2 separate regions of the Homo sapiens genome follow, and region 1 is linked to region 2. Evidence: read pairs that join two places in POLR2A ChIA-PET (ENCODE). Cell type or tissue: PC-9. All regions are shown on one strand. Links, peaks and the distances in the headings refer to the core of each region. The heading gives the core; the rest is flanking DNA. Region 1 overlaps GNAQ (G protein subunit alpha q). Region 2 overlaps GNAQ (G protein subunit alpha q).

Region 1 (16,934 bases), core at 4,773-12,772, 60 kb after region 2:
CCACATGTGCTGTCCAAAAGACAGGCGCAACATCTGGTACCACCAATTTTGATGTCAAGACGATTTCACCAGCCAGTTAAAAAAGGTACCCTATGGGCTGTTTCATTAATTTAAATTTTGTCCTCTAATTTATTTCACCTGATTGCCCTATGTTCCTCCAGTATTCAATCCAGTGACAGGAACAGACGTGCAACAAAATGGTAACAGAGCAGGAGTCTCTCTTCCCATCTTTCCCCTTCAGTTTCTTCAGAAACAGCAATAGTCAACCTAAGCCTAAAATAAATAAATGCGGGTTTCCTTACTACTAAGTAAATTGCACATGGAAATATGCCTTCTTCCTGCAAAGGGAAGGATCTCTTTGCTCGGAAGTATCACACCTTGAAATGTATAACAAGCAGGCAGGAAATAAGAAAGGACACTCTTACAACCAGAATTACTCCTTGAGAAAGTAAAGTTAAAGAAAGTACATCGGTGCATTTTATTAATGTTTAGTAAAGCCTGCACATATGATGACTTCCTACCATTTGCCTGAAAAACGAGGAAGTGAAACCAATTTGCCTCTTAATTTAAATTGAGCCTCTCCTCTTGTTCTACAACCCATGAAGTGATCCAAGAAGCAAAAACTAGAGTTAAAGGGGAAGAGATATCATAACCCAAGATATAATGTATGGCTCTTGGATTAGTTCTTGGTTTAGGCCTCATGACCCAACAAATGCTGTCTGAATTATAGCAGTATATACTCAGACCTTATTTTTAATACACCGACCCAATAATACATAAAAATAACATTGGAGGAAGCATAATAAACATGGTTTTAGTCTTTAAAAAAACGATCAGAAACCAACTGTCTTATATGCAACCTTCCCCCTGAAATGTTTCATCATAGAAAAGATAAAAAAGTCATTAAGGCATCTAGTGAAAACAGTGCCTCACATAGACTGTACTTGCTTACTTGAACCAGTAAGGAAGTTAACAGAAATTAAACCAACTAAATGCAAAATACTTTAACAAATCAAAAAAAGAAAATATTGAATCACTAGGCATCACTAAGTTGGGTGATATTTCCAGGGGTTTGTGAAATCACACCCATACCCCCGCACTCACACCACACATGAGTTGGGGCAGGGCTTCAAAAACCAAAAGCTGTAGCCTAACGCTGACCCTAGAATGATTCCTTTCTTGTCCTGTTGTGTACTTAAGGCTCTCCCAAGTATACTCACCATCAACTTTTTTTTAGAGCCTGTCAATATACTACATATTAAATGAATGACTGCTACAATATTCTAGATCTTCCACAAACTAGAGTTGAGAATATAGAGGTGGGAAAATTTCCAATGATGAAGTATTCTTCTTTCTTTTCCATATATTCTTCTTAATAAATATTACTGCTGAGGCAATTAAGTCATTACTTATTGCTTGTTTTGTACTATAACAGGTGCCACAGGAATTTTATAAAGTACAGGTAATTAATTTTTTTCTAAATAACGGCTTTGTTGATATCACATATATACCCTACAACTCAGCCATTTAAAATGTAGAGTTCTGGCCAGACGTGGTGCCTCACACCTATAATCCCAGCACTTTGGGAGGCCAAAGGGGCAGATCACTTGAGGTCGAGTTCGACACCAGCCTGGCCAACATAGTGAAATCCTGTCTCTACTAAAAATACAAAAATTATCTGAGTGGTGGTGCATGTCTGTAATCCCAGCTACTTGGGAGGCTGAGGCAGGAGAATTGCTTGAACCCAGGATGAGGAGGTTGCAGTGAGCCAAGATCGCACCACTGCATTCCAGCCTGGGAGACAGAGAAAGACTACATCTCAAAATAAATAAATAAATAAATAAAATGTAGAGTTCAATGATTTTTAATATATACACAGATATGTGCAAGCATCATCACAATCCATTTTAGAACGTTTCCATTTGGGTAATGAGACTTTTAAGGAGTTGTCAAATACCTAACTACTCAAAACATCACACTACTTAGAAAAGCTTGGCCGGGCACAGTGGCTCACGCCTGTAATCCCAGCACTTTGGGAGGCCAAGGCAGGCGGATCACCAGAGGTCAGGAGTTCGAAATCAGTCTGACCAACATGGTGAAACCCTGTCTCTACTAAAAATACAAAATCAGCCAGGCGTGGTGGGGCATGCCTGTAGTCCCAGCTACTCGGGAGGCTGAGGCAGGAGAATCCTTTGAACCTGGGAGGCGGAGGTTGCGGTGAGCTGAGATTGCACCATTGCACTCCAGTCTGGGCAACAAGAGTGAAACTCTGTCTCAAAATAAATAAATAAATAAAATTTAAAAAAAGATAGAAGAGCTTGCTGCTAAATGCATTCCTTCTTGTTTTGGCTTTCAAGTACAGTTGTCCCTTGGTATCAAGGGGATTGTTTCCAGGACAACCCTCACCCCTCCACCGATACCAAAATCTGCAGATGCTTAGGGGCCCCATATATAAAATGGTATAGCATCTGCATACAAACTACACACATCCTCCTGTATACTTTAAATGATCTCTACATTACTTATAATACCTGATACAATGTAAATGCTATGTTAATAGTTGTTATACTGTATTGTTATTTAGGTTATTTTTATTGTTACTTATTTTTAAGTATTTTGCATCTGAGATTGGTTGAATCCACACAGCCTATGGATTCAGAAGATCAACTATATATATTTATATGTGGGCTCTGATGTAACCGCTTTGTTCTTTCTCTATGTAACACATGACAGAGTTTGGATCAGATCCAACAGCCTATGAGATGCTATTGAAAAGTTCTGAGCAGGTAAGAACTTCATCATAGGACTCATGAAGAAGACACTGGCATGGCACAAACAGTTCAATTTTACAGGGAAGAAACACAACAAATAAATGGGACCAAAGAAAGCTACCGCAAGGCCCACACAGGAGGTAAGTGCCTGAAATTGTGTGGTGAAAATGGGCAAGAAGGAAGGACTTAATATTGAAAAGATAGAACAGGCAGGTTGTGGCTGTAGTCTGTGCTGCAGTGAGAGAAAGAGGAGACCAAGAAAGAAGCACGGCTTGAACCTGGGAATCCGAGAAAATGGGAGCACCTTTAGCACTACTGGAAGGTCCAGAAGGAAAACTGGTGAAGTGTGAAGCTGATAGGCCACTTTTAGCTGTGTTACGTTGTCAAACGCATTTTCAGGGCATACAGGCTAGAAGCGCGATTCTGGAAAGCTTCTTCCTGGGGCTTTGGAAGGGAAACGCTGCTAAGTATGCACAACTGAATATTCAAAGCAGGAGACAAAATCATCTGGATACTGGTTGATGGAAGGTTTTAGATGTGGTGGGAGGACCAGTGGAACTAGGCAGATGGGACTGACAGGGCCCCCTGCCCCTCTGCAATGTAGCAAATGGCTGCATGAAGGAGGAGAGGGCAGCCTTGAGGGTTCTCTGGGTGTGAGGGTCTGCCCAGGCTGACCTGGGAGAGACACCAGTACAAATCAAGTTTATCCCACCTTCCAGTGTCACTTCTTTCCCACTGTTCTCCTATATCAGGTGTGTCCCCATGACCTTCCTAAGGATATGGAATGAGGGGCAAGGAAGGTTCTAGAAATGTTGAATAAATACACACATTTACAGTCTTTTATAGCAATGGCCATGAAACTCTACCTCAGAGCCTCCACTGGGCCAAAAGTAAATTTCCAAATTCTATTAATGCATGCAACGGCTACGCATGAGTCATGTGCCTTCAGTTTGATAAGAAAATTCTGATCCTGCAGCATGAAGAACTAAATATGTTTACTCAAACCTCACTAGGAATATTTTAGTCACCTTATTGAAAACTCATTTATTTTTACTAAAACTGAAGAGTACAGTTGATGTCCCAACCTATTGCTGACTATAAACTCATAAATTTCACCACCTTGAGATAGTATAAAGCATGAATAATTCTAAAATACTAAATAAGTTCCCCCCTTTTCTCTCCCAATTCATCTCCAGAAATGAATAATACAGAAAGCAAAGAAAAAAACAGAAAAAATCCAAACCACAAGTCAATAGCCATAACAGATAATCAACTGGGTGAAAAAACTCATTCTGGAATTTTGATTTCAACCTAATTTTAGAGTAGGTAATTATTCTGTCCAACAAGAATTAGCAAGAATCAAACAGATAATGCCATATAGAGAATATTTTATAATCATAATATGTTGGGTGTTTTGAAACATGGCCATTGAACTCTTTTGCATATTAAGAATATAAGACTGTGTGGCAAGCCTGATTTCTGCACCCTCCCCTTTTAAACCAAATCCAAGAAAGTAGTTCTGATTGGGTTACCTCACAGTTATGTACTCGCTGATGTCCTGACACTTAATGATTAGGGTGATCATATAATTTATCATCCTAAAACAATAATTTCTAAGAGTAAAAGGGGTACTATTAAAAATTATACTAGACAATATGTGTAAACCACAATAGTCCTAGGCAAACTGGGACATACATATGATCCTATTAAAAGTATTCTGGAATAGAAGAAGGTTGTAAAAGAGCATCTAAAAAGCTGAAGAGAAGTTATAAAGGTGAAGAACATAGGGCATGGAAAAAATCTGAATATTAGCAGTAGTACACAGTCCTAATATCCCTTATAGTGCATATTACAGATTATAAAAAGTGTATGAACTCCCATAACAAACAATCCTTTAAAAATAGGACCTAGGTTGTGCACAGCGGCTCACACCTGTAGTCCCAGCACTTTTAGGAGGCCAAAGCGAGTGGACTGCCTAAGCTCAGGAGTTTGAGATCAGCTTGGGCAACACGGCAAAGCCCCATCTCTACAAAGAAATACAAAAATTAGCTGGGCATGGTGGGCACCTGTGGTCCTAGCTACTTGGAAGGCTGAGGGGAGAGGATCACTTGAGCCTGGGAGGTCAAGGCTGCAGTGAGCAGAGATCACACCACTGCACTCCAGCCTGAGCGACAGAGACCCTGTCTCTTAAAAAAGAAAAATTAAATTAAATTTTAAAAAGAATCTAACACATTGGGAGAAAGTATCTGCAAAATACTACAAAGAGTTAATAGTGATGTATTTTAAAATTTGCAAGTCGGCTGCGCGCGGTGGCTCACGCCTGTAATCCCAGCACTTTGGGAGGCCGAGGCAGGCGGATCACGAGGTCAGGAGATCGAGACCATCCTGGCTAACACGGTGAAACCCCATCTCTACTAAAAATACAAAAAATTAGCCGGGCGTGGTGGCAGACGCCTGTAGTCCCAGCTACTTGGGAGACTGAGGCAGGAGAATGGCGTGAACCCAGGAGGAGCTTGCAGTGAGCCGAGATCACACCACTGCACTCCAGCCTGGGCGACAGAGCGAGACTCCGTCTCAAAAAAAAAAAAATTTGCAAGTCATTTTTTTAAATCTCCCAATAAAGAAAAGGGCAATTGGAAAAAAAAGTAACAACTAAAAAATAATTTAGCTTCACAAGTATTAAAAGAATTAACAAATTCAAATGGCAATGACATAATATTTTTCAAGTATTAAATTGGCAAAGATGTTTTTAAATGCTCATATTTAGGATTTGGAAATCTAAGGCAAAATTGGAATTCTATACACCAATGTGAGAAATACAAACAGCCACAAAGCTTTCTAAAAAAACTCAACAATAGCTACCATATCTTTTTTTTTTTTGAGACAGAGTCTCGCTCTGTCACCCAGGCTGGAGTGCAGTGGCGCAATCTTGGCTCAGTACAAGCTCCGCCTCCTGGGTTCACGCCATTCTCCTGCCTCAGCCTCCCAAGTAGCTGGGACTACAGGCACCCACCACCACACCTGGCTAATTTTTTGTATTTTTAGTAGAGACGGGGTTTCACCATGTTAGCCAGGATGGTCTCGATCTCCTGACCTCATGATCCGCCTGCCTCGGCCTCCCAAAGTGCTGGGATTACAGGCGTGAGCCACCATGCCTGGCCAATAGGTACCATATCTTAAAATATTGTATACGTTTCTGCTCTAGTGATTCCACTTTTAGCAACTTTCCCCAAGGAAATGCTCATGTATGTTGCAAATATTAGCTATTGGATGTGTATTCACAGTTGATTAAAAGCATCAAAAAATCAAAACCTAAACATTCAACGATAAGGAATGGGTAAAATAAATAACAGTCCATCCATATGATGAGAGACTACGCAACTAGGAGAAACAATGTTTTATTACGTTTAACTAAATAAAACTGTTGACAATATATTGCCAAATGGAAAGAGTGGACTGCAAATTCATATGTAAACCTCATACCAGTTCTCGAAAATGTGCACTTACATACAACATACATACACACACACACACACACACACACACACACACACACACACAGAGTATTATATAGAAAGAGGTAGGGTAGAAAAATCTATAATAAAGTGTTGAAAGTGATTATCTCTGGGTGGTAGGATGAGTAACTTCTCTTTTTCCTATTGCTAACTTGTATTTTCCCAATTTAACAAATTAAAATGGTATATTTTGTAAAAATAAAACAGTTGTTAAGAAACTGGGAGAAAAAAAAGGTCTATCCCCTTACAAGGACTTTACTTCAAAGATGTAACAGAACTGGTAACAGAGTTAAAAGATCATGTTCTTTAAGTCAGAAGATGTGGAAGGTGAGGTAGTTTGGGGCTGTACTTGGAATTCCTCTAAGACCAGCCTTGTGAAGATAAAACTGAGATAAAATATACAAGAAAATGTCAGAGAGTGGTCAAGTATTATATGAAGGAATTTGAATATTATATAATGGAATGATTTTACTAGTGAGCCATTAGCAGAACATGTTTTGGGTTGAGTTGTTTTTCTTAATTCTGCAGTGATCCATCACTCTGCTTTGTGAGTACTGTGATATACTTGCAAAATGGTTGGCTGGACAGAGCAGAAACAGAACTGGCATGCTGGATGAAAACCACAGCCTTTACATTAGTAACCCTTGTCCTAATCAATGGAAACAAAAAATAATAAGGCATTCCCAATAGATTTCCTGGGAAACTCACCAAAAAGTAGAAAATCAATCAACACCCCACCACATATATTCCTCATAGTCCTTGACCTCAGGACCCTAAACACAGTAGAGGATCAAAGAAAAAAGGGTAATGCATAATTATCTCAACTGCACCCCTTCAAATATCCACATGTAGAAAACTTTTAAAAATAAAGACACTTGAAATCTACCAGAATATGATCAATAGCTGTGTCTGGCTTGTAAAAATACAGGTTATATTATCTTTTTGTCTGTATTTTACAAATTTCTAACAAGCATTTACAAATTAAATTTTAAGCAATCTTTGCAATCCTTGCAAATCTGCTGCACTTGGATCCAATAATTAACCAACTGGTTATTTGACTGTAAATGAGTGAATTTACCTTTCTGGTTTTCATTTATCATTAAATGGGCTGGGAATGATGACTTCTTAATGGATAGAAACAAAATCCATGAAAAAAGAGTACTATTTTTAGAAGTTCCACTAGTCCCAGTTAGCACATAAGACTAATAACCTCACAAGGCAGATGTTGGGCATTGCAGAACCCATTTCTGACCTCAAAAGCTCTCAGGTCAACATAGATTTGAAGATTATTCTAACCCAGGGAACCAAGGAAAGGGCTCCCCTCAGGGGTTTTGGTTCCTGAGTCAAATTTGAGCCTCAAGATCATTTTAAAGCCAAGCTACAAACCACAAAAGAAACTTAAGAGATATTAACTACAGTATATACTGACACATGTTCGACGTGTCTTGAGAAAAGGAAAAATATGTTGTAACAGATTTGCAAATGTAACATGACACGGGCAAGAACACTGGGAATGTTAGTCCCTTTTCTGCGATTAAAATGTTTGACTTTCAGTAGTCACAGGAATAATATGGGTCACAATTCTCCCATATTTACAAGAGTCAGACTGGATAAACTCAAAAGTGTCTTCTCTTTCTATAATGATATAAATCTCTAGTATGCACATTCATGTGAGACCACTCTTAATTAAAGCTTGATTTCCTCTACTACACAAATTGGAAAAAAAAATAAAGTACCTTTATCCTGGAAGTAACTAACTTTTTTTTTTTTTTTTTTTTTGAGACGACGTCTTGCTCTGTTGCCCAGGCTGGAGTGCAGTGGCGTGATCTTGGCTCACTGCAACCTCTGCCTCCTGGGTTCAAGCAATTCTCCTGCCTCAGCCTCCCAAGAGTAGCTGGGATTTACAGGTACACAACACCACGCCTGGCTAATTGTTGTATTTTTAGTAGAGATGTGGTTTTGCCATGATGGCCAGGCTGGTCTCCAACTCCCTACCTCAGGTGATCCACCCACCTCAGCCTCCCAAGGTGCTGGGATTACAGGCGTGAGACACAGTGCCTAGCCAGTGACTTCTTATTTTAAAATTGTCCCATGTGGTGTTAGGCAACTACCAGAATACTGCTTTAGAAGAACATTCAATAGTGAGAAAATATGTTCCTCATATATTAGAAGAGAAAACAGGCAGGCAGTATGAACGAATGATACCTGTTCAAAATCTACTGATTCATTCAGAATACATACATAATATTAACAATAGGATATCTGGCTAATGGCAATACTAGTACTTTTTTTCTTAATCTTTTCAGTATTTCAAAAATCTGGTACATTTGAAAATAAATTACTTTCATAATCAAAAACTATAATAAAAGCATTTTAGAATTATTCCAGTGGGGCTCACAAATCTTCCGCCATACCAGATCACCTGGCTCCATCAAACAACCAATAGAGGCTGTTTTATGAAGCTGTGTATACAAGATGCAGGTTGTCACTTAAACCATTCATTTAAAACACTCAATCATCCTTGCACCATCAAGCCGCCTCACCCCATATATCCTCTTTAGACCAGAAACCAAACCATTCCTATTCCCTCCTCCACCAAACTTACCATTCAGCAACCTCTGAGGCCCCTCTGGTCAGGCCCAGTAGAAAATATGTTTGGGAGTAGGTGGAAGTTCATGGGACCCCTCACATAACTCTGTGAACCACCATTTCTTCCACTGAGGCATTGCTCCAACCTCTGCCACTCATTGTAACGCAAGAGAAATCTGGTCTGCCACTTTGACACTAACTTAGCTTGCCCAGTGTGAAATTAACTGTGTAAAGTACAGTAAAATATTCAGTGAACACAAGATGACACACTGCCTCTTTAAAGCAGCTGTGATTCCATAATTACCTGTTTGTGATTGGAGTGACAAGAAGATCTGAATAATTCAGGTATTCAGAGTCTAAATACTTTACGAAACAGCTAGTTCTGGAAGGATATAAATCCAAAGAGAGCAAAGGAAACAAGGGAGAGCCACTCTGCTCATGTGGGCTGTCCCATCCAAGAACACCAGGGGTCTCAACCCACCGCAGAGAATTCAGCAAGGCGGCTGGGGAAGCACAAAGGTCTGTCAGCTTTCCAGTTCCTTCTGAGTCTGTCTTCACAGTGCAACTTCCTTATTTGTTTGAAGTATTGTAAATTCCGAGAATATCAGGCACACCCATACTCAAATGTAAGTAGAAAAACACATCGCAAAGCCAAATACAAATTGGTTCTTGGGCTATTAACTGGGGATCATCCATCAGATAAGGCTGATTTTCTTCTTTTAAGTGTTTAATGTGGCACCTTCACAAAAGAGGTAAATCTATTTGCCAGCTTTGAAAATGTAGCACTTGAAACAGATATGAAGTAGCTATAAAGTTGCTTTACTCAAAAAGTAAGAAAATAAGTAGTTTAAAAAAAAAGAGAGAGAGAGATTTCTTAAATTCCACACTGCTTTGTTACCACTAAACTAAATGTACTGCCTCAGGTTGTGTCTGTCTGGGTTATGATTACATGCAAAACCTAGGTCAAAACGGCCCTCCATTATTTTATGCATGTGGCTTTTCAATAAAGTGTTTATTAGGAAAACAGAAAAAGCCTTCTTATTTTGGAAAATGCCTTAAAATGCTTAATTACCTAGGTTAGAGGTAAGCTACATACTCACGGATGAAAAATATATCCTCTTAGGGAAAAAAACCCGGTTGCCCTAATTATACATGGATGATCTAATTAAACTGTCATTCACAATTCATTAAAGCTATTAATAAATCATAAATGGGCAAAAGGGATAATATAGTTAAATTTATAGGAGCATTAAGACCTATTAAAGGCAGCCAAGTACTAGTGGTGAAGTTCCCTAAGAACATGAACTTTACACCTCATCCAAGGGACCCTTAGAGGCCGCATCTAAAGGCTCTAGACTGCCTCCTCGTTTATAAATGAGGAAACTGAGGTCTACTGAAGTTATGCGAATCACCCAAGTTTACATCCTCTAACTTTCCCACTACTTATAAGGTTGCCACACTTCCTGAATTGCAGGCATTTCTTCAGTCCTAAACAGAAAATGCTAGCATGCCTTGCTACTTTAAGTGGAGGACGAGAGCTTGATAATCATTCCTGGAATAGTTCACAGAACAAAATATTAGATGGGAAGTTAACTGACGCAGAGGAGAGAGGACCAAATGGTGAAGTGGTAACATCACTATCTACAGAACAACCACCATGCTGCTAGTGGATACTGCAAGAAGAGAGAAGCAACAGGAACTAAAGAAAAACAGAAACATTTTGTGAAGTCTGATGTGTCCAGAAAAAGGGTTCCTAGGAATTTCTTGGTGAGTAAAATATCCTTATTAGTAATCTACCTGTTGACAAAAGAAATTTTTGCTTAAACTAAGAGAATCACACTGCCAACCAAAACAGCAGAGTAACCACTATGTCAATAAAGGATTGAGAATAAGCAGAACATTTTCCAGCTCTATAAATACTATGTTTTCTTCCTCTTAAGATTCCACATTTCCAAAAACCCCAAAAACACCCAGGCAAAGGAAACTCCATCAAAAGCACATTACGTCTTAGCACTAGTCAGTCAGTGCCTGCACCCCACAAACCAACGTGCAAAACCTGGGCGTATGACCCAGCAGTCGTGCTCCACCACTGACTGCTGGAAAAACCAGTCTCTTCAAATAGGCAATGCAGAATAAGACAAAAATAAAATAAAATAAAATGAAACCTTCTCTGTATTGTTGTTAACTGCAGTCTTTATTTTACACAATAACAGTGTATTTCTGATGCCTTAAAGCAGTTGCTATACGGATCAACAGTAACACATGGGTTAAAGCCCAGGGTATCAGATTCAGGTACTACCACTAGCTAGGTAGCTTTGAGCAAGTTGAGGGACCTGTCACTTTCTTCATCTGCAAAATGAGGATAATGATGCCTAGCTCACAGGGTTTGTTTGCAAAAAATACAGGTAGAGCCCTTAGCAATACAGGTAGAGCCTGACTGCCACAAAATAAATTCTGTAACTTAATATTATGGCAAATAAAGCCATTCACAATAAAGCCTCATTTGCCCTCTCCGGGCTACGCCCAACTTCTCCCGAGTAACAAGCTATGTTCTTTCAGACCTTCAGGCTTTTTACTTCCCTTTCCCCAAATATCCTTCTCTGCTGGGCAAAACCTCCCCCATTCTTGTCCTTTAAGTTGGCCAACTCCCCAGAGGCCAGCTGGCTGCTCCTTCTATGTCTATTATGTGATTACATTTGGATTATAATTACTTATGTAACAAGAAAGACATTTATTTACTGGAATGAGGGGGAAGGGTGAGGACCAGTCTATCCAGGCTATTTCCACAAGGAGGCAAGCAGTGAGCCCTGGGCTGGACTGTACTTCCCAGGGGCACAGGCTGTGGGGAGGGCCCCAACTTAAAACGAAGAGAGGACAAGTTTTCAAAACACCACAAGCATGACTCTGCCCTATGCCAGTGCCATCCCATGTTATCTCTAAATTTACTAAACTTCACAAAAGCCATGTGTGACTGGTTGTGTATGCATGTGTGGGTACAAGAAACAGAAGTGTGTGACACGAGGCTATCTGGGAAGGAATCTGAAATGTCTAAAGCACTCAACTGGTGTTCAATCTGTTTCACCAAAATGTTACAAGGGCAGCTATTACCCATACATGCCCCTTTATTTCCCCCACAACAATGAAATTCCCATGGCTGGAGAGACAGTAAGTAGGCAGAATGGTTTAGAACAGTGCTTCTGAAGCTTGACTGTGCATTCGAATGTCCTGGGAACATTATTAAAACACACATTCTGATTCTGCAGTTCTGGGGTGGAGCATGAGATTCTGCATGTCTAACCAGGGGCCAGATGATGCCAAGACTTCAGCGCCATGGAAGCAGCCTGGTCTCAGAGCACAGGTGTCAGAGCCATAAGGCCTCTGTTCACAGCCCAGCTACTTAACAGCTGTGGGACCTAGAGCAACTTACTTAAAATCTCTGGGCCTCTTTTTCCACCATCCATAAAAAGAAGAAAATAGGAGCACCTACTTCATAGGGTGGTTCTTGAGGATTAAATGAATGAACATGTGTGAAGGTAGCTAGAAGAATACGTGGCACAAGAAAGTGTTAGACAGGTGTTAACTATTGTTATTAATATTTATTTCTGAATATCTCCTATACCTATCATACAAAGGAACAATTCAAAACGGCATAAATGTTTTTGAATAAAATAATGTTATTTGTGAATTAACATGTTTATAAGATAGTATAAACAATTAACAAAATAGTGCCTATATTAAATCCTCAGAGGGCCTAAATGTAGTAAAAGATAGGTAATATTTAAAACTATAGTCATTTTAAACTGATGAAGAATTGCATCCAAATCTTGCTCCTCGCAGGAACCTCACTGGACTGCAGGCTCACTATCCCAACACAGGACACAAACTGCTAGCACTCATCAGCCAGAGATGGCCTTTTACCCTTTTCCAGCAAAGAAAGGGAGACTGAGGCCTGACACGGGACTACTCAGAAAGCGGGGGACCTAGCGGTAGGGATGGAAGAGGACACGGATGAAGGAGGACACAGAGGGGGGGCAGATGACTGTGGGGTCCAGCCAGGAGGGCAGCCTAGGCCTGTGCATGCAAGAATTAACACAGCGTCCTAAGAAGTGGGCAGAGCACAGCAGAAAGAACGACCGCTACTGTTGACTGAACATCCATTATTCGTTAGGCCCAAATCATGCCATTCATCCTATAAATAACCCTGTGAGGTAAATTTTATTTTCCTGATTCTGCAGCCTGGGAAGCCTCCCTAGCATTGTTTAGGAGATTTATTATCCTTTTTAAATGAATATTCCTACAGCCACTGAACCTGGACCCTAAGGACATGAACAGACAAACACCTGACCAAGAACCAACAGCTCCGTGTGAAGCATCTGCCCCTAGATACTTTCCATTTGGGAGTCACATTGGAACTTGGTGTCGGTTCCTCTGCCCACAATGTCTTGATACAGACAGCCCACTTCTCCCACAAGACTGTAACTCCTTTCAGGTGCCCCAGGGTCTCCCCAAGAGGATCTCACACATGCCTCGAGGCCTGTGTTCAATCAATTCCCTTGCATTTACTGAAGCAGCCACCTTCTTAGGATAACAGACAGAAAATTCATATTATTAAAATACAAAATGAGGACACTGACACTGAGAGGTTAAATACCTGGCCTGAACCCAAAGAAATACTAAGCGGCAAAACTGGTATGTGAACCCAGGACACCACCAGGCTGTAGAGCAACAGCCACACACCATGAGGCTAGAAGCAAAGATAGCTCAGCCCTGGTGCAGAGGCAAGTTCAAGGATGGAACTTCAGTCCTTAGGGGCAGAAATGAATGTGGTGGCAACACAAGGCTCAGAGGCCACTGGGGAGTGAGACAGATTGTCACAGCAGTATTCCACAATGGGAACCAAAGCAGAATTCAAATTCTGAATCTCTTGGGAGAAACAGGGGCTTTGGAATACTCCTGGGGCTGAGAGAGGGCTCCCAGCAAATATGAACTTGGTTAGCATGGACCCCAACATGAGTGAGCAGTAGTGCCGGCCACACAAGTCCCAAAGCCCTTGGTTGGAGTTAATGAGGGAACAGCAGCAGCTGGGGCAGAGCCACAACCAGTATCTCAGCCCTAGACCTGACAGCTCTGGAAAATTGGCATAGGTGAGCTAGAGGAAGGGAAAGACCTATTGCTCTGTCTGCAGGAAAAGATGTGGGGCTAACACCAGGTCTACCAGAGCTGGGAGCTTCATTTTATTTTTAAAGGGAAATATTAGAGATTCACATGCACATTCTCCTTGTGGGCAGGAAACTTTTCCATATTTCCCGTATCTTTATTCATATTCTAACTCAATGAAAGCTCCACCTTGGTTCAGAATCCTATTCTCCAATTCCCCCTTGAATTTCCTGCAATCTGGTTTTTGTCTTGAATCCTTGGAAGAAGCTATCCTCAAAAAAGATTCCCGATCCATGCAGCCAAGTCTTGCTCCATCTGGTGTAAAACAACCCTCACATAATCCCCCCTCCTCCAGCTCCATTCCCTCTTCCTGTACTTTATTTCTCACAGATGAACCTTCCTATTTACCCTGACTCTTCTCTTATCAAAAAACTTATCATATCTGGGTTAAACTACATACTATAATGTTCTTACCGGGTTCCCTTCCTGAAACTTTGCTTCTCTGGAGGCAATTAGAAATGATTCCATTAAGCTCATATTCATGTGCTGGTCAGCTCTAAACTCATCATGAAATTCTCAATTCCTTACAAAGGGAATCTCCCATTTGGGGGAAGTAACTCATTTTCTAGCTGCAGTATGTTATTAAGCTTGCTCACTTCTTAGTGCTGATTCTTCCCTGATTTGCTTCTGTGCCTCCACGCTACATGGCTGTCACTACCTGATGCAGGAAAACAGGTTACAACACATTTTTGTCCCATCCTTGAACACACACACCAGCAGCCGTTTGCTCCCACAAGCCTTCCCCATTCAGAATACAGCTACCTTCCCATGCTCGTTTCTGCAACCTATTGCCCATCTACTAAAGTTCCAATATCTGCTTTCTCATGTATGAAAAACAAAAACATCTGTACTGATAAACAAGCAAATGTTTACAGGTAGTTATCTCTAGGGAGGAAATGGGGAAGGAGAAGGAAGCTTCACTTCTCATTTCATTTATTTCTGTGCCATCTGAAATTTTAATGAGCACGCACAGCATTTGTTTTTCACTAAACACTTTTTATGAAAGAAACCAGTTAGTATTAAAAACACAGGTACAAGGATAATCACTACAATGTTCTCATGGCTGGGGGAATAAAACAGGGTAGAAAATAATAGGTAGAAAGCAGAAACACATAAATCAATCAATCAATAGGGCCCTGATGTAATAAATAAGAGACATCTATAAAACATAATACTGCGGAGCTGCTAAAAATACTATATTGTCATTGAAAACATCTATATTTAAAAAGGTTATAAAATAACTTTTTAATTTAAAAAAAGCTACATTCTTTAGATAAGATTAAAAACACTATGAGGCCAAGATGTATATCCTGTATCTTCACCCCAGTATACTTTGTTTAGGGCACATTTATAAAATATGAATACTGAACGCAGTCAAGTGTTCTTTTTTTTTTTTTTTTTTTTTTTGAGGCAGAATCTCACTCTGTCACCTAGGCTGGAGTGCAGTGGCATAATCTCAGCTCACTGCAACCTCCACCTCCTGGGTTCAAGCGATTCTCCTGCCTCAGCCTCCCTAGTAGCTGGAATTACAGGCTCACGCCACCATGCCCGGCTAATTTTTCTATTTTTAGTAGAGACGGGGTTTCTCCATGTTGGCCAGGCTGGTCTTGAACTCCTGGCCTCAAGTGATCTGCCCGCCTTGGCCTCCCAAAGTGCTGGGATTACAGGTGTGAGCCACTTCATCCAGCCCATTCACTTATTTTAATAAATCAGTTATTGCTAAAGATATGTTTGGACTCATCTTTCACAAATGCCACAGGTATTTGTGAAAATCAGTCAAGCTTTATAGTTTATTTACTTATTTGGTTTGTTTTTACAAGACAAATTAGTCAACTTTATAGTTTATTTACTTAGCTGTGTACCTAAAAATGTAATCATATAAATGGTCAACCTCTTTTTGTAAAGTCTGATTTGTTCTCAGTCCATGGTTGGAATAGGTCCCTCAACCTGAACACCACAGAAGGGGTTACTTTAAGGAGGAGAGGCTGCATAGATGAGCTCCAAGGCCTTTCTACCACCCAACCTTACGATTCTCTCTGTTCCATTTGTGGGAAGGTGGTGAAGGGGGTCATCTCGATGAGTTATCAGATCCAAGAGATGTGAATGATCTCAAAGCTCACATTTCAAATTTTCCTAAATAAGCTTGTTCAATATTCACTCTGTCCCTAGGATCAGTGCATGTGACGCAAAGCAGGTCCACAGACCTAGGACATGGAACACAGCATCCATTCCCATGAATCTCAGGCCTTCAATTACAGGGAATGTCTGCTCCTTACCCTCATTCCGTCTAGCTTCAGCCGAAAGGCATTCTGATGACCAGCAGGATAATCATGAGTGGGCAAAAAGACAAAACTCATATTCAATTCCCTGTTCTTAAAAAACATTTCCTGGGAAGCCTGAAATTGAGGTTTGGGTAGTATCTGTATTTTCTATTTCTCTAACCCACTTAACAAAGTGAGAAAATATGCCCAAAGGTGGGTTGATTTGAAGCAGGAAATATACTCAGTTTTTATATTTAAAATAACATTGTTGCTGTTGTTGTTGTTCTAAAGTTACACTGGAGTGGAATATGACCCAACAGTTCTACAAAACAGAGAAGAAATCTTTTTAATTTTACCTTCAAAATTTTTCCTTGCGTATGTTGAATCCATAATATTAAAACAGTACAAAGAATACTTGTTTTATAAGAAGTTGTCACTTCTATCTTCCAACTTTTAGTCATTCTATAACAAAAATATTGATGACACAAATAATAAAAAAGTAAATAAGTATGTTAGCAGTATCCAACTGTGCTGTTATTCCAAACTTTATTCTTAAGTTTATTACATTTTGTTTTCAAATG
Region 2 (16,934 bases), core at 3,671-11,670:
CTAAGCACTGGACATTAATTCTCATTTGATCCTTATCTCTTTGAGCCTCCTAATAACCTATATGATAAGTATTATTAGGATCCCTACTTACAAAAGAAGAAGGCGGGACTTGCCCCAGGTCACTCAGTAATAAATCAGTGAGCTGGCTTCAACTCCAGTCTCTGAGAAAGCATTTAAAAACTGGAGAACTGTAGGAGTGTGAGCTATCTACAACAGCGATAGTCTCAACTTGACTTTCTTTATCTCTTAGCCACAAAATAGAACCTTAAAAGGTCAAAATTCTCCACACAGAGTAACTGAGGAAAAATCAATTAAAACAGACGGCCATATCTATTATTATCATCAATTAAATATAATATAACAAATCCATTCAACTAGATTGATTTTCAACATAGTAGCCAAAAAACTCATATTTGGAGTCATTTGAGACTAGCCATTTTCAATAGGGATGTTCCCAAGAATGATTAGAAAGTCCTACGAATGAATGGGCAGCTGCAATTACTCTGTCACATTTTTCTACACCTAATAATGGCTCCAATGCTTGTCTTGTAAACCAACTCTCCCCGAAGAATATTCAAATATTCTGTACTCATATAATTTGTTTATAATCCCTATTCCATGTCATAGAAACTATCATTATAAGGGTATCATTGGTTTTTCATGAACTTTGTTTTAGCATTATAAATACTAAGTATAGTAGTCTCAGAAACAGAAGTAGCTCCTTCACCACCCCATGTAATGACGAGAATAGGTAAAAACTCATCAGTTCTTTTCAAGGACACTTGAAAATCGAAGCTGAATTGCTGACAGACAAGTTCACGTATTTTCAAACATAGATTCTGCACATTTATTGAGACTCCTGTATTATTTTTCAAATTAGGGAAAAAATATAGGTGGGTAATAAATGTATATCTTCCACCAAATTATGCTTTTTATTTGAGGAGGAGTGTGAAAACAATTACCGTAACCTACTTTAATTACTGACTTTCACGTACAAGTATATGATCCCATTCTGTACTTAAAATAACTAATTCATAAGAATTTGATTGAATAGCATAATCTCTTCTTGGCTAACAGGAATGACCCATTTTTATGAGACAAGGGCAGGAGAAAATGGGTTTAAATTGCATGGCAAACAACGCAGACCCATCTGCAATGCTCATTTCTCTGTTACTGTAATTATTTATGGCCCTGCAGTTCAAGTTCTAGTACCTCCAACAAGTTTGCCCCAACTACTCCCATTCCCGAATGCCCAATGCATTTTCAGTCCACTCCACTGACTAAAACTTAATGTCTAGCCCTCTTCCCTAACACCATTTGCTTCCCCTTTGAACTGTACACCACAATTTTAATTACCATGTCCCTCTTTCCCACTAGCCTGGGTGTTCCATGAAGATAGAACAGGATAGGTCTCATTCTGCTGGCAACTGGCAGAGTTTTTAGTTGCATTATGTTCAACAAATAATTGTTGAATGAATTACTGTTTTTGTTTAGTCCCTAACTTGACTGCCAGTTCCCAGGAATATGAGATGGCTCTCTGGTAGGAGTTACGCAAAAAAGTGGAAGAGGTATTTGGTGTTTTTTTTTTTTTTTTTGAAACCCTTCCAAACACAAAAAACCTACAATCCAACCAAAAATTTTAAAACTCAGTCTAGGGAAAATGGCCCAGGGTAATGGCAGAAAGGGAAGGAGAAAGAAAGGATTGAATTCAAAATAGCCAAGGTTTACATGACACCTCTGTGCCTTACAAATCTGTGACTTGGGCAATTTCATCTTCTTGGGCTGGATTCTTCATCTCTAAGACGATCATATCACCTAGTAACACCTAATAAATAGGATTTTTGAAATTGAACTGCATTGTATATAAAATGCCAATGCACTTCCTGGGCCATAAAATGCACCTAATATGTTGGTGCACTTTCAACCTCTAATTATTTGATTATTTCAACCCCTAATTATTTGATTTAAAGAAAACCGGGTAATAAGGTTCCTGAAAAAAAAAAGAGAAGAGGGTAAAAATTAAGATGTGTTTTGGTGCTTTTAAACTAAATATTTGAGATAGACATTTTAAAGGTAAGATATTTGGGATAAGATTTTCAGTTAAGATGAAGAAAATGGCCAGGCAGGGTGGCTCACAACTGTAATTCCAGCACTTTGGGAGGCCAAGGTGGGTGGGTCACTTGAGGTCAGGAGTTCGAGACCAGCCTGGCCTACATGATGAAACCCCATCTCTACCAAAAATACAAAAATTAGTCGAGCGTGGTGGTACATGCCTGTAATCCCAGCTACTCAAGAGGCTGAGGCAAGAGAATCGCTTGAACTCAGGAGGAGGAAGTTGTAGTGAGCCAAGATTGTACCACTGCACTCCAGCCTGGGTGACAGAGCAAGACTGTGTCTCAAAAAAACAAAACAAACAAATTTAAAAAACCAAAAAATAAAAAAATAAGATGAGGAAAATGAGCATGGAAAGTAAAAACGAACTAAGAGCATCTGAAAAATAGAAAAAAATACAGGAAAATACTGCAGTTTTAATTGTAATTTTTTAAAGGACTATTTTTTAAAAAATTGTCTGTCACCCAGAAATTGTTCTTACTGGATGCTGGATTTTTCTTTTTTAGTTTTTTTCTTTTTTTGAGATGGAGTTTTTGCTCTGTGGCCCAGGCTGGAGTGCAGTGGTACCATCTAAGCTCACTGCAACCTCCGCCTCCCGGGTTCAAATGATTCTCCTGCCTCAGCCTCCAGTGTAGCTGGGATTAGAGGCACCCACCACCACATCCAGCTTTGTATTTTTAGTACAGACTGGGTTTCACCACGTTGGCCTCAAACTCCTGACCTCAAGTGATCCGCCCACCTTGGCTTCCCAAAGTGCTGGGATTACAGGCATGAGCCACCACGCCCAGCCGATGCTGGATTTTTCTTACTGGACGTATGAGTAATATCTGTCCAGACTTACTACAAAGGCATATCTTCTAGTTTTGTTGATTACTTTCTTGGCAATCACTTGATATCTAATGGATATTTGTGAATAAGGCCTAAAATATTTTTAAAATTATACCTAATGCCTTTGCAAAGTACTGCAAAGTAGTCCCTTGAGAGGCAGATATGATACGGTGAGATTCAACCGAAAGACTTAGACTGTGACTAGAAAGAAAACAGACCATATCTGAAAAATCTCACCTAACCAGTTCACTAAGGTTAAAAGTAAATTCTGCCCTTTGGGTTCTGAAATGTGGCGAGGCTTGAAAATCCCAGTTAGCTGTATTTTACAGCCCCTGTCTGGTTTTCATTATGTGTGCATTACATTTCCTTCAAGAAAATTACAAAGTTCAGTAATTTGTTTAGTGTCCAAGCATGCCACACAGCACGTTAGTGAGTAGAAAATCAATCATCACATCAAGGAAAGGTGATAGGAAATTATCTCATAATTGATGGTATTTAGAAATGTATTAATCAGTCAGCTCTTCTAATGAACAAGGAAGCTTGATGGCAATACCGTGGCCCCAGGAGGGACCTGCTGTGAGAAGCAGCTGAACTGTTCACTGAACTCCCTGGGCCTTAGTTTCCCCACCATAAAAAAGGAAAGAGCTCAGAAATATGTCCTGTCTGATTCTTTAGTGTTTAGGAATTTGTAATAATGTTTATAGTTCCACTCTCCAGTGGAATTATTTATACCCTTTCTCACACAGGTAAGACAGCCAGTAAGTCAAGATATCTTGGTGGACCGTATTTTCTTTTCTTTTTTAGAAACAGAGTCTCACTCTGTCACCTAAACTGGAAGGCTGGAGTGCAGTGTTGTGATCCTAGCTCACTTTAGCCTTGAACTCCTGGGATCAAGCGACCCTCCCACCTCAGCCTTCTGAATGGCTGGGACTACAGATATGTGCCCCACACCTGGATGATTTTTTCTGTTTTTTTTTTTTTGTTTTTTTTGTTTTTGAGACAGGGTCTCATTATGTTGCCCAGGGTGGCATATTTTCATTTGAGAAAGCCTACTTCATTAATTGCACATGGCACCCCACATCCCAAATTCTATTTAGCTAAGTGTGAAAAACAATTTGCCTTCATCATGAAGTATGTTTTGTTCCTTCTGGAACAACTCATTTTCTGTTAGTTTGCCCCTGCTGATACGCATTATGCCTGGAGTGTGTTTTTCACTGCATGGAGTATTTTTCACTGCATGGAAAGGACATGCTTCCCAGGGTCTGTCCCTGCATGACAGGTTTGAGGCTGAAGACAGTGCTTTAGAGGACCACGAGCGAAGTAGGAACTGGGACTGAATATATTCTGGGCTTATGCTTATGGGTGTGCAAAAATAGCTTGAAGACCTTGAAGTTCTGGACCACAGCACGTCCCTGCCAGGCTCACCATAGGAGTTAGCATGCTCCCTCTCTACCTACAGGTCTTGGCCCAAATGCTAGTATCTCAGTGAGGCTGACATCTTACTTCATTCTGTATATGTCCCAAGCCCCTGACACTACTATCTATTTTGTTCCCATAATATAGACCTTTTTCTACACAAATTATGTTTACCATTTATTTTATGCCGCACCCCCCCCAAAACGGGCAATATATTCACACCTACACAGACACACATTACAATGTCAGCTGCACAACGGCAGAGAGCCATTGTCTGGTTTGTTCACTGACGTATCCCAAGCACCCCGAACACTGCCTGGCACGTGGCCAGGGCCAAAAGCTCACTGGTGAATAAATGAAAAGTGTCCCATTGGTTGAATATTATTATTTTAAGAGACAGGGTCTTGCTCTGTTGTCCATACTGGAGTACAGTGACGCTATCATAGCTCACTGCAGCCTTGAACTCCTGGGCTTGAGTGATCCTCCCACCTCAGCCCCCCGAGTAGCTGGGACTACAGGCACATGCCACCATGCTCAGCTAATTTTTCTGTTCTTTGTAGAGACAGGGGCTTGCTATAGTATATTGCCCAGGCTGGCCTTGAACTCCTGACTTCAATCTGTCCCTCAACCTTGGCCTCCCGAAGCACTGGGATTACAGGCATGAGCCACCATGCCTGGCTGGTTGATTATTTTTTAACAGAACAGCTGTGTTTTCAGTCAATCTGTGTTCTGCCCAATTCTTGTCCTTCATTGAGTTTTTATGGGTATTAACCAAAGGTGTACAGAGGATCAAAGTCTGAAAACTGCTGCTGACTGAATCAGTTGCCAAGAATTCTTCTAAATGGCATTATGGGCCGGGCATGGTGGCCTACGCCTATAATCCCAGTACTTTGGGAGGCCGTGGCAGGCGGATCACTTGAGGTCAGGAGTTCGAGACCACCTTGGCCAACATAGTGAAACCCCATCTCTACTAAAAGTACAAAAATCAGCTGGGCATGGTGGCGGGCGCCTGTAGTCCCAGTTACTTGAGAGGCTGCGGCAGGAGAACTGCTTGAACCCAGAAGGCGGAAGTTGCAGTGAGCTGAGATCGAGCCACTGCACTCCAGCCCGGGAGACAGAGCAAGACTCCCTTCCCCTCAAACAAACAAACACAAACAAATAAAAAAACAGCAGTATGAGTTTATGGCCATAGCTTTATACATAATTTTATGAAAACCAGAAGACCCTGCTGATATATGAGTTGATTTGAGGTTCTTTTCTCTTTCCCCAAACATAGGAAAAGTGGTAAATAAAATGGGAGATGAGAATTACTGTTCCAGATCTTGTATTTAAATAACCCAAATTGAACCCAGAAGCTTAAAAAAATAAGCCATCTGGACGGCAGTTTGGCAAAACCTTTGACCCAGCAAATTACACTTCTAAGAATTTAACTAAAGGTTGCAAACAAGCAAGATAAAAGGTTTTCAAGAATTTCACCGCATCACTGCTTATACTGGTGAACAACCAGAGATAATCTAAATGTCCAACAACCTGGGTTGATTATGCGAGCTGTTTAAAGATATACAATGGGAAAGTCCACAGCCACTAACACAGGGCTAGAGAAGATGGCCAAATGACATGGAATGGTATTCACCACGAGGTTCATGAAAAATGATGTGTTGAGATCCAGTTTTTGGTGAGATAGAAAAAAAGCATAGGAAAAAAACTAGAAAGATACTATTTTAGAAGTATTCACAAGCCTATCAGGAAATGACACTTGATGGGATTTTTTTTTTCGTTTTCACTTGTCTGTATTGTCTAAATTATTTTTGTAATAAACTATTTTTAAAGTGCCTTTGTGCAGATGAGATACACAGGAATATGTTACTGTTTCTGAGGGAAACTATCTGAGCATTTAACTTATTCTCATGATTTCCATACCAATAAGTCTATTGTTGTTACCAAACACATATATCAAAGCCATGTCTAAAAGAGTTAGCACCCTTCTGAGAAAAAAAGCAAATTCTTAAAATCAAAATGCAAACACTTCAGTTCACAGCTTACTAACCCAAGAAACCATCTTACAAGAGAACAGATGTGATTAGTGAAATAAATTGTTTAAGTTACGGGGAAAAACATAGTCGCTGGAAGTTTAAGTAGGGACATGTTCCAGCAGTTAACTGAAATATAACTGATGTCCCATCTCTCCATTTCTCTCTATAAATAAGTCTTTACCCTGACTCTCTCCAGTGTGTCCCCAGCTAGCCTAGCCTCTGCCAGTGGCCAGGGAAGTGACACTGTGCCCTATATGAGAGTCTCCAGATGGTTACAGCAGCATCAAAAACATCCAGACACCTCATGTACCTTCATTCTCATTGCCTGATTTAGAGAAAAGAAACTTATGAATCAGAGTAGAGTGCTTTTCTAGGTAGGCTGAGGAACAGTGGTTACTTCTGACAGAGAAAAAAGGGGGTAGTTTTTTTTTTTTTTTTCCAAACCTTAGGTTCTGTGTTGTTGTTGTTTTAATTTTAGACTCAGGCAGTACATGTGCATGTTTTTACATGGGTATATGGCATACTGGCGGGGACTGGGCTTCTAGTGTATCCATTCCCCAGCTAGTGAACATTGAACCTATAGGTAATTTTTCAACCCTTGCCCCCGCCCCCACTCTCCTCGCTTTTGGCATTCCCAGTATCTATTATAAGGCTTGGGTTTTAATATACCTGCTTCTGCACTGAGTCTGTGGACCAGGGTACAATCAGAGTTTTTGGTCTCTAGGAAAATGTGCTCTGTCCCATGTGGTCACACCCTATCTTTGCTTCCTCCACTTACTCCAAATCCAAACTGTCTAGTCTCTGTTCCCTGTTCATTGCCCACCAAAGTAGTTTTGATAATTCATGAAGTAGAAACTGCCAAGTTTATTTAACACTGTCACAGGCTCTCAAATTCTTCTCAAGATTTTGGTATTTCAGAAAAACAGGTTTAACTGAAGACAAGAGGATGTCTTTGACCAACAAGTATGCCCTCAAAACAGAAATGGAGGGAGAATTCTCTAACTGCAGATAAAATCTCAGGATGGGTGGCTGCTCTGGGTGAGAAGCAAATAATGCAACAACTGACAAAAAGAGACAGCCAGCCCAAGAAGATGCTCAGAGCTACTAGCATTTCTATAGCTTCAGAAACACTCTCAGGGTTGGAACTGGGAGGGGAAAAAAGATTCTCTCTGAAGCTGTGTAGGTGACTCCTCCAGCACTTGCTTCTGGCAAGCCCCTGTGGGGGTGTGAAGGCTTGTTCTAATCCAATCTGCCTGCTGAGCCAGCTGCCTTGAGGACCACTATGTGCCAGTTGTCTCTAATCAGTCTGCTGGCCATTTTGCCTGACTTCTCTGTTCTGCTATATTTCAGAGGAAGAGAAAATGCAAACGACTATTAGGAAACCAAAAGAAGGCTTATTTCAAGCGGGAAAAAATTTTAAAGCATGAAAGAAAACAATGAACGAAGCAAGCTGCAACAAAAGTGCGACTTCCCATAATGGTGAATAAGGAGTTAGGAATCTGAGTTAGGAATCCTAGCTGCAAAGCCAGAGATGCCTGGAGAATAAGTTCTCCACCCCACCCCCTCAAACTGAAGCTAAAACTCCACCTATACCTGTTGTCATCATTGGTGGCTGCTCTTAATAAGGTCATTCTTTCCTAAGGAGGACAGGCTGTGGCTGTTCACTCGGGAAGCATAGTTTGCATCTCAGTACACCCATCTACCCCATCATAGTCTAAGTTTCAATCAGCATTCCCTTAACTATAAATGTCTCATTTTACCTGGGAGAGGTCAATGCCCCAAGGGCACTGTGAGTTAAGAAACTGGTCAAGAATCAGCAATCCCTTGTAGGTGTCAGAGTTCAGAGAGGGAGATTTTGAAAAGAAAGTACTATTCTCCTTTGTAGCTTTGTGATCTTGCGGAAATACACCCATTTCTCAAAGCTTTATCTGTAAAATGGAGAAAATAATGGAACCCACCTGCTGGGTTTCTAAAGACTAAATAAGACTACACAGATTCCTGGCCTATACCAAGCTGTCCAAAGTCAGGGACTATTACTGTTACAGTAATAACAGAGTTTCGGATGGGTTTTAGAGATATTTGTCCCATACCTTCATTTTGTAGCTAAGAAAACCAGAGGTAAGGGCAATGAAGAAATGTGCCCAAAGTTGTGGTCTTTTTTGGAACCTCCCAGTGCCTCATCATGCAGGAGTACCCTGACAGAGGCCTAAACTCTACTCAAGCTCAGGAAGTCAGCAAGCTCAAGGAGCCGGGGAAGGCTGAGACCAGCCAGGCACACAGCCAGGTGAAAATGAGGATGCAAGCAAAACTCCAAGAACAAACTGGAATTCTAAGTGAGCTTTGCTGAAAAGTGAGGGTAGTAGGTTTTAATGAACTATTTTCTTTCTATTTGTTAAGGGGAGAAAAAAGCAAACACATACCAACAGGGTCGGCCCTGTCCAGCACAACTCTCTGAGAGTTAACTGTGCTTTAGCAACTGAGTTCAGAAAGGGAGAAAAGTATAAATTAGATTTCTGTTTAACTTTCCCAGTAGCTACAGCATTCTACATTTACAGCCCACAAAAACAATCCTTTGCTTTTAAGAGTTTGAAATACCAGGCCCCAAATCTGAGGTTACTGTCTCAGTACGGATGGAAAGAAAAGCCTCTTTCCAAATTCACTAAAAATCACTCATAATTTTGGACAACTTACATTTCCCTAAAACTTTTTTTTTTAATGAGATTGAAAGAGAAAACTAGGAAGAGAAAGAACAAGAACAAGGACCAAAAAAAAAAAAAGTGTTATTATCAACATGAAAATTTGTCTTTTGTTGAAACTACATTCAAATTCAATAAATGCTGATATAAAAATAAAAGCCTTCCCCTTAAGGTTTAAAATTGTAATATAATTCAGTGATCTATTAAATGCTCTAATACAGTCTCCCTGGCATTTAAAAAGAAAGGCAGGACCTTTTTTTTGAGACAAGAGTCTTGCTCTCTCACCCAGGCTGGAGTGCAGTGGCACGATCTCGGTTCACTGCAACCTCCACCTCCTGGGTTCAAGTGACTCTCCTGCCTCAGCCTCCTGAGTAGCTGGAATTACAGGCACGCCTGGCTAATTTTTGTATTTTTAGTAGAGATGGGGTTTCACCATGCTGGCCAGGCTGATCTTGAACTCTTAACCTCTGGTGATCCACCAGCCTCAGCCTCCCAAAGTTCTGGTGCTGGGGTTACAGGTGTGAGCCACCACGCCCGGTCACAGCCATTTTTTAATTTGTAAAATTAAACAAATCTGGAGAAATCTGTCAGAAAATATATTTACACATTTCACATTTTATTAAATTGATTTCTTAAATTTAGAGCTATGCTCTTAAAAAAAAAAAAAAAAGCATCTTAGTGGTTAATCTCTAGTGTTCCAACCATTTCTCCCCAGAAAGTGGGAGCATTATGAATTGCTACAGTTCAGAAAGAACGCCCCACAGACTCCTGGAATGAGCTTTGAATTTTTTAAAAAAGAGGATTCTATTGGCTTAAAACAAAGGGGGCTGGTTAGCAGGAAATATTTTGGTTAGTAGGACAAATTTCTATCACTTGACAATACAGTATTTACAAGACAAATGAAAGAGTAAATGATGTAAAATAAACTTTATTGTGAACTGAATATCATCTTTGGCTGTACAATCACAACAATAAAAGCAATCAAACAAATAAACAAAAAAACGCTGTAAAGAAAAGCTACTGGCTCATGAACCTTTTATCTATCTGGCTATGGATACAGCTTAGCATGTTAGCCATCCAAAAAAATAAAATACGCAGCCGGGCACGGTGGCTCATGGCAGTAATCCCAGCACTTTGGGAGGCTGAGGCAGGGGGATCATGAGGTCAGGGGTTCAAGACCAGCCTGGCCAACACAGTGAAACCCCATCTCTACTAAAGAAATACAAAAAAAAAAAAAAAATTAGCTGGGCGTGGTGGCGGGTGCCTGTGGTCCCAGTTACTTTGGAGGCTAAGGCAGGAGAATCTCTTGAACCTGGGAGGTGGAAGTTGTAGTGAGCCAAGTTTGCGCCACTGCACTCCAGCGTGGATGACACAGAGAGACTCTGTCTCTAAAATAAAATAAAGTAAAATAAAATAAAGTAAAATAAAATAAAATATGCAGTTGCTTAGAGAAGCTGAGCAGGGTCTCCCATGTTTGGGAAACAGCTCTGAGCTTGCTTTGACTGATGATTTAATGAATCAAGATTCCTGAATAATGGCAGATACATTCAATGTTACTAAAAACTGAAGACTCATTTTCTATACTTCAGGGTGAAGACAGTAAAGCAAATTTACCTATTCTTTTAGTCTGTAATTTCAAACCCAAACTGGATTTAATACTCCTTTTACCTTCATTTATCAAAGAAAATAAGGAAATAGTTTTTAGGGCCAAGCCCCAGCCTATTAGGCTTGCTTTACTATTTGCTTGCTTTACTCCATACATTTCTATCTCAAAAGACAATAAGAGGTTCTGCAGTTCTATATGTAGTTTTGTGTCCATGGACATAGGTAAGGAACACCAGATAAACTGTGGGCATTTTGCTGGAGTGCACTATTAGTGAACTTCCAGCAGTGCCTGCTTGTGATTCAGAGAATATTAATCTTCTAATCCCCCCAGTTAAAGCAGAATGTTCCTATTATTGTTCTACCATATATTCTTAGAAATATTAAAAGACTATAAATCATGTTAGATGTTATATTAATATATAACATATCACATGCTACATATAACATGTTTTTAATATACATATACACACACACTATTATTCCCCAAGGCTTCTTTCTGTTGCACTCTTAATCATTTTGTCCACACCCTTTCAATAAATATTTACTGAAGACATTATGAGCCAAGTACTGGCACATGAATAATTCTTTTAGCAATTATTCTAGATCAGTAGTTCTCAAAGTGTAATCGGGATGCTCCTGGAGACTGCTGAGACCCTTGAAGGGGGTACGGGATGCCTAATTACTTTCACACTAACACTAAGACATTTTGTGCCTTTACTGCTCACATTCTCTCATGACTGCACAATGCAGTTTCAAGACATGCAATGATGACATCTTTCTGATGGCTAATGGAATGGGTGTTTGCACACACTTGTTTTGATGGGGTCCCAATTTTAATTTCCAATAACATAAATATCAATAGACATTAAAATAAAATAAATATAAATAAAAGCTCATTATTGGAATCCACGATAACTTTTTAAGTATATAAAGAGGTGCTAAGATTAAAACATTTGAGAATCCTCATTCTAGATCACTGGCAATAATTCCTCCTGCTACTACACAGATTTCAGAATACTAATTCTTGAATGACTTCTGGAATTCTTGACCTTCAAAATTAGTGTTCCCAGAGAAAACATCTAAATAGGAAAGTATAGCAGTAATAGCTCACTAAACAACTTTCCTGAGCAGAGTGGGGTAAATGCAGCAAGGAGAAAAGTGGCTTGCTATAAGAGTGAAAATATTTAAAATGTCTACTCATTGTCGCAATCCCCTAATGCCTCAGGACAAGATGAACTTTTACCATTTAAACCTTATTTTGAGTTATCCTAAGGTTGGAGTTCTGCTTGCCTTAAAAAAAGTACTCTGAATCTTGAAAAATCCAGACTGAGTCTGTTTATTCTTCACGTGGAACGCTGGCTGAGAAGAGTGTCAGATTTTGGAAAAAAAGTGAGGTTTATGAGAAAGATGAGGAAAATAATCATTCCTGTAAATCAGAGCAGCAGAATGGGAGCCTCTGGATTATTCACTAACAATTAGTCTAGCAAAGTCCCTTGAGTGTCTGACGCATCAAAGCACTAAAGCCATTTGCTCCCTCAGAGTAGGGGAGAGGACACGGAAGAGATTCCATTTTCAGCATGACATTTAGAATCAAATTAGAAAATCAAAAAATTTTTCATTCTTCCCATAAGCTTGAACTCCTCTTTGTCATTCTACAACTTGAATGCCCAGTTTCCTTTGAAGCACCATATATCATCTTTTAAATACACCTCAAAACAACTTTTGATTCCTTCACTTTACTTAGTCATGCCATACCTACTGAATTAAACATTTCAAAAAAATTCCTTAATCCTGAGGCTGGGCATGTTGGCTCACACCTGTAATCCCAGCACTTTGGGAGGCCAAGGCAGGAAGATTGCTTGAGCTCAGGAATTAGACCAGCCTAAGCAACATGGCAAAATCCCATCTTTTAAAAAAAAAATTAGCCGGGTGTGGTGGTGCGTGCCTGTAGTCCCAGCTACTCATCAGGAGGTTGAGGTGGGAGGACTGCGTGAGCCTGGGAGGCGTAGGGTGCAGTGAGCCAAGATCCTGCCACTGCATTCCAGCCTGGGCGACAAAGCCAGACCCTGTCTCAAAAAAAAAAAAAAAAAAAAAAAAAAAAAAAAAAAAAATCCTTAATCCTGTTTAATGTCTCATTATGATGTTTATTCATTTCTGATCTGTTTCTAGCATCTTGCTTTTGTCTGTAAATTGCAGGGTTTTCAGAATATTCTCAAAGAAGGATCAACTGTCCAATGCTTATTGGACACATGTTGATCCTTCCAGATCCCTAGTGATGCTGCAAGTTCATTTCCAATTTGCTGTGTTAAGTCCTTCTTGATACCAGGCAGAAATGTTTCTTGTTTTTTCTCTTCCCTTTATTATCACAGTCTCTAATGAGTCCTGCCCACTGTATTCAATTAGTATGCTTCTCTTTGTCAAAATACGTCACCGCTTATTTCTAACCAAATGCACAACTATCTTTATACCTGTTCTTTTGGTTTTTTCCCAAACTCTTAAATTATCATGGCCTAGAAATTTTAATAAACTGACATTTCATCCCAAATGAAGCTTTTGCTTCCATCTTTCCAGTTATCCGAAATGTTTGTCAAAGTCAAATTGTATTAATTTTACATGCAAACATTCTATAATATGCATACTAAAAACAAGTAAAACTACAAGTTAGTTACTCCTTTTATCTACTCGCTTACAAAACACATAATAGCTAATCCTTCAAATAGACATGGGTTTGTAAGTTTTCTACTTTATTCTTTATTAAAAATTATTTTAAATGTTTAAATTTTGAAATACTTTATCTTAGTTATAATGTATCTTAATTCTGTTCCCAATGTAATTGCCGATTCGCACATATCTTTGTATTGGTTATTTGGGTTGGCATACCATACTCCTAGAATCCTCCACAGTACTTCTTCCAGACCCCTAAAAAACTTGAGAGTTTGACTGAAAGACTTCATAATAATTTATCGAAGCCATCTGGCATTACTTAAGCTATGCCTAAGAAAGCTTTAGTAGCATTCATTTTCTAAATGTTCTTATTTCATCCTGAAAATAGAGGGGGCATAGAAATATGAGAATTAGAAACGTGTCATAAAACTGCATTGCAAGGCTGGGCACAGTGGCTCATGCCTGTAATCCTAGCACTTTGGGAGGCCGAGGTGGGAGGATCACCTGTGGTTGGAAGTTCGAGATCAGCCTGACCAACATGGAGAAACCCCGTCTCTACTAAAAATACAAAATTAGCCGGGCGTGGTGGCGCATGCCTGTAATCCCAGCTACTTGGGAGGCTGAGGCAGGAGAATCGCTTGAACCCAGGAGGCGGAGGTTGCGGTGAGCCGAGATCACACCATTGCACTCCAGGCTGGGCAACAAGAGTGAAACTCTGTCTAAAAAAACAACAGCATAGCTCTAGTAACAAAAATTCCATCAAAAATGCATTGAGGAGACATGATCAGGATACTTAGTTTTCAATCATTTGCCCAGAGACTCGTCAGATGGTAGTATCTTACTCAAAAGTCATGGTATAGGTGGGGCACGTTTAGTTGCTCATGCCTACAATCCCAGTAGGAGGATCACTTGAGGCCAGGAGTTCTAAACCAACATGGGCAAGCTAGTGAGACTCTGTCTCCCTGGAGGAGTAGGAGAAGGAAGAAATGCAAAAGATATGGTATAGCAAGAGAGTGTTTTAAATTTCCATAATCTGTTTCTTACTTTATGTATCCTTGTTTCAGGGCTTAACTTTCTAATTCATTAACATAATATTCAAATATAAAATGCACTGAAGTCAGCACTTAAGCAAAAATGAGAACCTTTAGTTTTCCTTATTTTGATTTTTTTACTGTATCCATTTTGCCATTTATATATCCTCATACATATTCTCATCTAAATTATTCTTTTTCTTGCCTATTCTCAGTAGCCAGCCCTATCACACGTTCTCCTCTCCATCTCTTGCTCTCTTTCGTAGCAGCAGTTCTTATCTTTTCTCTGCACGTTTAAATAGTTTCTGTATATTTTTGTTGAATTATTTCCTTTACCTAAAATAGGTTGTTTTTTGGGGAGGGGAGGAAGTAGGAGATCGGGAAATGGTTATTTTAATTTTACATCTTAAAAATAAAGCAATTTACTGACCTTGCCACCACATAATTTGGAAGAAAATTTCACGTTTAAGTTCCTTTTGTAAGGCTGAGGACATGTTGCTATTGCTCTGTCTTTATATGAATGTATTATACGATTGTCATCTAGGACTTCCTCAACACCCCAGCCTGAGGGCCCTGCCTTTGCCACTTCTTTGAGGCCCACTCACTGCCCCCAAGTATACGCTGTCTTTCCATTTTGCTTGCCCTATTAGATATGTGAGGTCAGAGCTTTGAAAGCCGTACTAGTTCTCATTAGCAAGGCCTCCATATCAATAACACAGACCAAACAACTGTGTGCAGTGCTTGCTGTTCACTCTTCCAGTGTGATTTCATTAGCATGTATTCCTTTAGTGTCTAAGCTTTTTCTTTTTCCCCTTCAAGCACATTTTAGACTCTAAGCAACTAATCCTTGTGGACAAACCCCTTTGAACTACAGCTTTGAAGCCAGGTCATCGCCCCAGGCATGAAACAAGATGAGAAATAAGCCTTTAAATACTAATTTCACCAAACCCTGCCTTTTTTCAAAAGCCAAGATTCTGTAACCAGAAAGCACCCCCCAGATTGTTTTTTTGTTTGTTTGTTTGCTAATAGGTCTTGAGCAGCAAATTATATTATTATTTTAAAACATACTAGGTTCTAGTTTCAGTTGTCCTTCTATGGCATCTAGGGATTCTTAAATCTAGCCTAGTGCATGGATTTTGAGTCCACTGAGCTCTTCTGAAACGTTATCTGTCACAGTGGGGCCTCTCTCCCCTGCTTTGTCTTCATGGGGCTTTCCAGCCCTAGTGTGGAACCCATCCTCCTCACTCCTCTGCAGCTCTTCCCCTTTCACAAGTACCTTCTATCACTCCCTATGCCATGTAAATGCATTAAGTAGGCTCCCAGCTCTGCCCACAACCACTGCAACTGATTATCAAACACAAAATAAACACAAAGAAGGACACTGTCTTGGATTTCTCATAGGTTCAATACTGGTTTCTATCACACCCACACTGGTTTCTTCTAGGTCAATGCCCACTTTCATGGACAGTGTTCAGAATATATATATGATGTTCTATCTTACAAGAGTGAATTTCATAAAAAGTTCATTCAGAGATGTGAAATCCTCGGTGCTGCGAGTGATCTTTAACAACAGTCATAAGCAATGTTTTGTTAAAAATAGAAGCTGAAGAGCATTATTGAATATTAACATGACCTGGGCTTTATTCTGTGGCATAAATGACGTGGAAATCAAACATATGCTACTCATTCTCACTTGAAAAAAGCTTCATTTATAGGGCACAGATAAGAATCTATGAGGAGATTAAAAACACTGAATGATCCCTTTTGGAAACTAGTAAATAATACATACTTTGAAAAGAAAGAAAATCCCTTGTCATGTTTGGTAAACAAGAAGCTCCTCAAAGTTTTTCCTTCACCTCTTGAATAGGAATAAAATTAAGAAACAATGGGTGGAATATATGCATATTTGAATGTAGTAGGTAAGATAACTCTATCAAAATGTCAAAGGGTTTTATTGTTCCATCCATTACTTAATTATCTAAGGGTAAACTGCCCACTTTATGGATAATCTACTAGGCTTGGAAAGCTTCAACAGGGTCATGATGTCAAAGGGTTTCAAACCAGAGCGACTCCATCTTGAAGTCACTGGGTAAAATGAGGCTGAGACTACTGGGCTGCATTCCCAGATTAGGCACTTCAAGTCACAGGATGAGACAGTAGGTCAGCACAAGATACAGGTCATAAAGACCTTGCTGATAAAGCAGGTTGTGGTAAAGAAGCCAGCCAAAACCCACCAAAACTAAGATGTCCGTGAAAGTGAGCTCTGGTCATCCTCATTGCTCAATTATCACACATTAGCATGCTAAAAGACACTCCCACCAGCATCATGACAGTTTACAGATGCCATGGCAATGTTCAGAAGTTAACTTATATGGTCTGAAAAGGGGAGGACCCCTCAGTTCTGGGAATTGCCCACCCTTTTCCCGGAAAACTCATAAATAATCTACCCCTTGTTTAGCACAGAATCAAGAAATAACTATAAGCATACTCAGTTGAGCAGCCCATGCTGCTGTTCTGCCTATGGAGTAGCCATTCTTTACACCTTTACT

The links. Peaks named below come from ENCODE experiments on the same cell type or tissue, not always from the same donor. Only the 100,000 strongest peaks of a DNase experiment are listed, where the experiment ranks them.
Region 1: POLR2A ChIA-PET joins it to region 2 with 11 read pairs; 4 of 35 experiments call an interaction of 5 or more read pairs at or near these places.

Annotation. Positions count from the first base shown.
Region 1 is chr9:77,935,617-77,952,550 of GRCh38, forward strand. The region is part of intron 1 of GNAQ (G protein subunit alpha q); the gene reads right to left. Among named protein-coding and RNA genes, the nearest start is that of GNAQ, 88 kb to the right of the region's middle. In PC-9, for the core only: no CTCF peak of the experiment used is centred there; no DNase peak of the experiment used is centred there.
Region 2 is chr9:77,876,648-77,893,581 of GRCh38, forward strand. The region is part of intron 2 of GNAQ (G protein subunit alpha q); the gene reads right to left. Among named protein-coding and RNA genes, the nearest start is that of GNAQ, 150 kb to the right of the region's middle. In PC-9, for the core only: no CTCF peak of the experiment used is centred there; DNase peaks (open chromatin) are centred at 7,924 and 11,214; H3K4me3 peaks cover 1,093 bases; H3K27ac peaks cover 4,080 bases.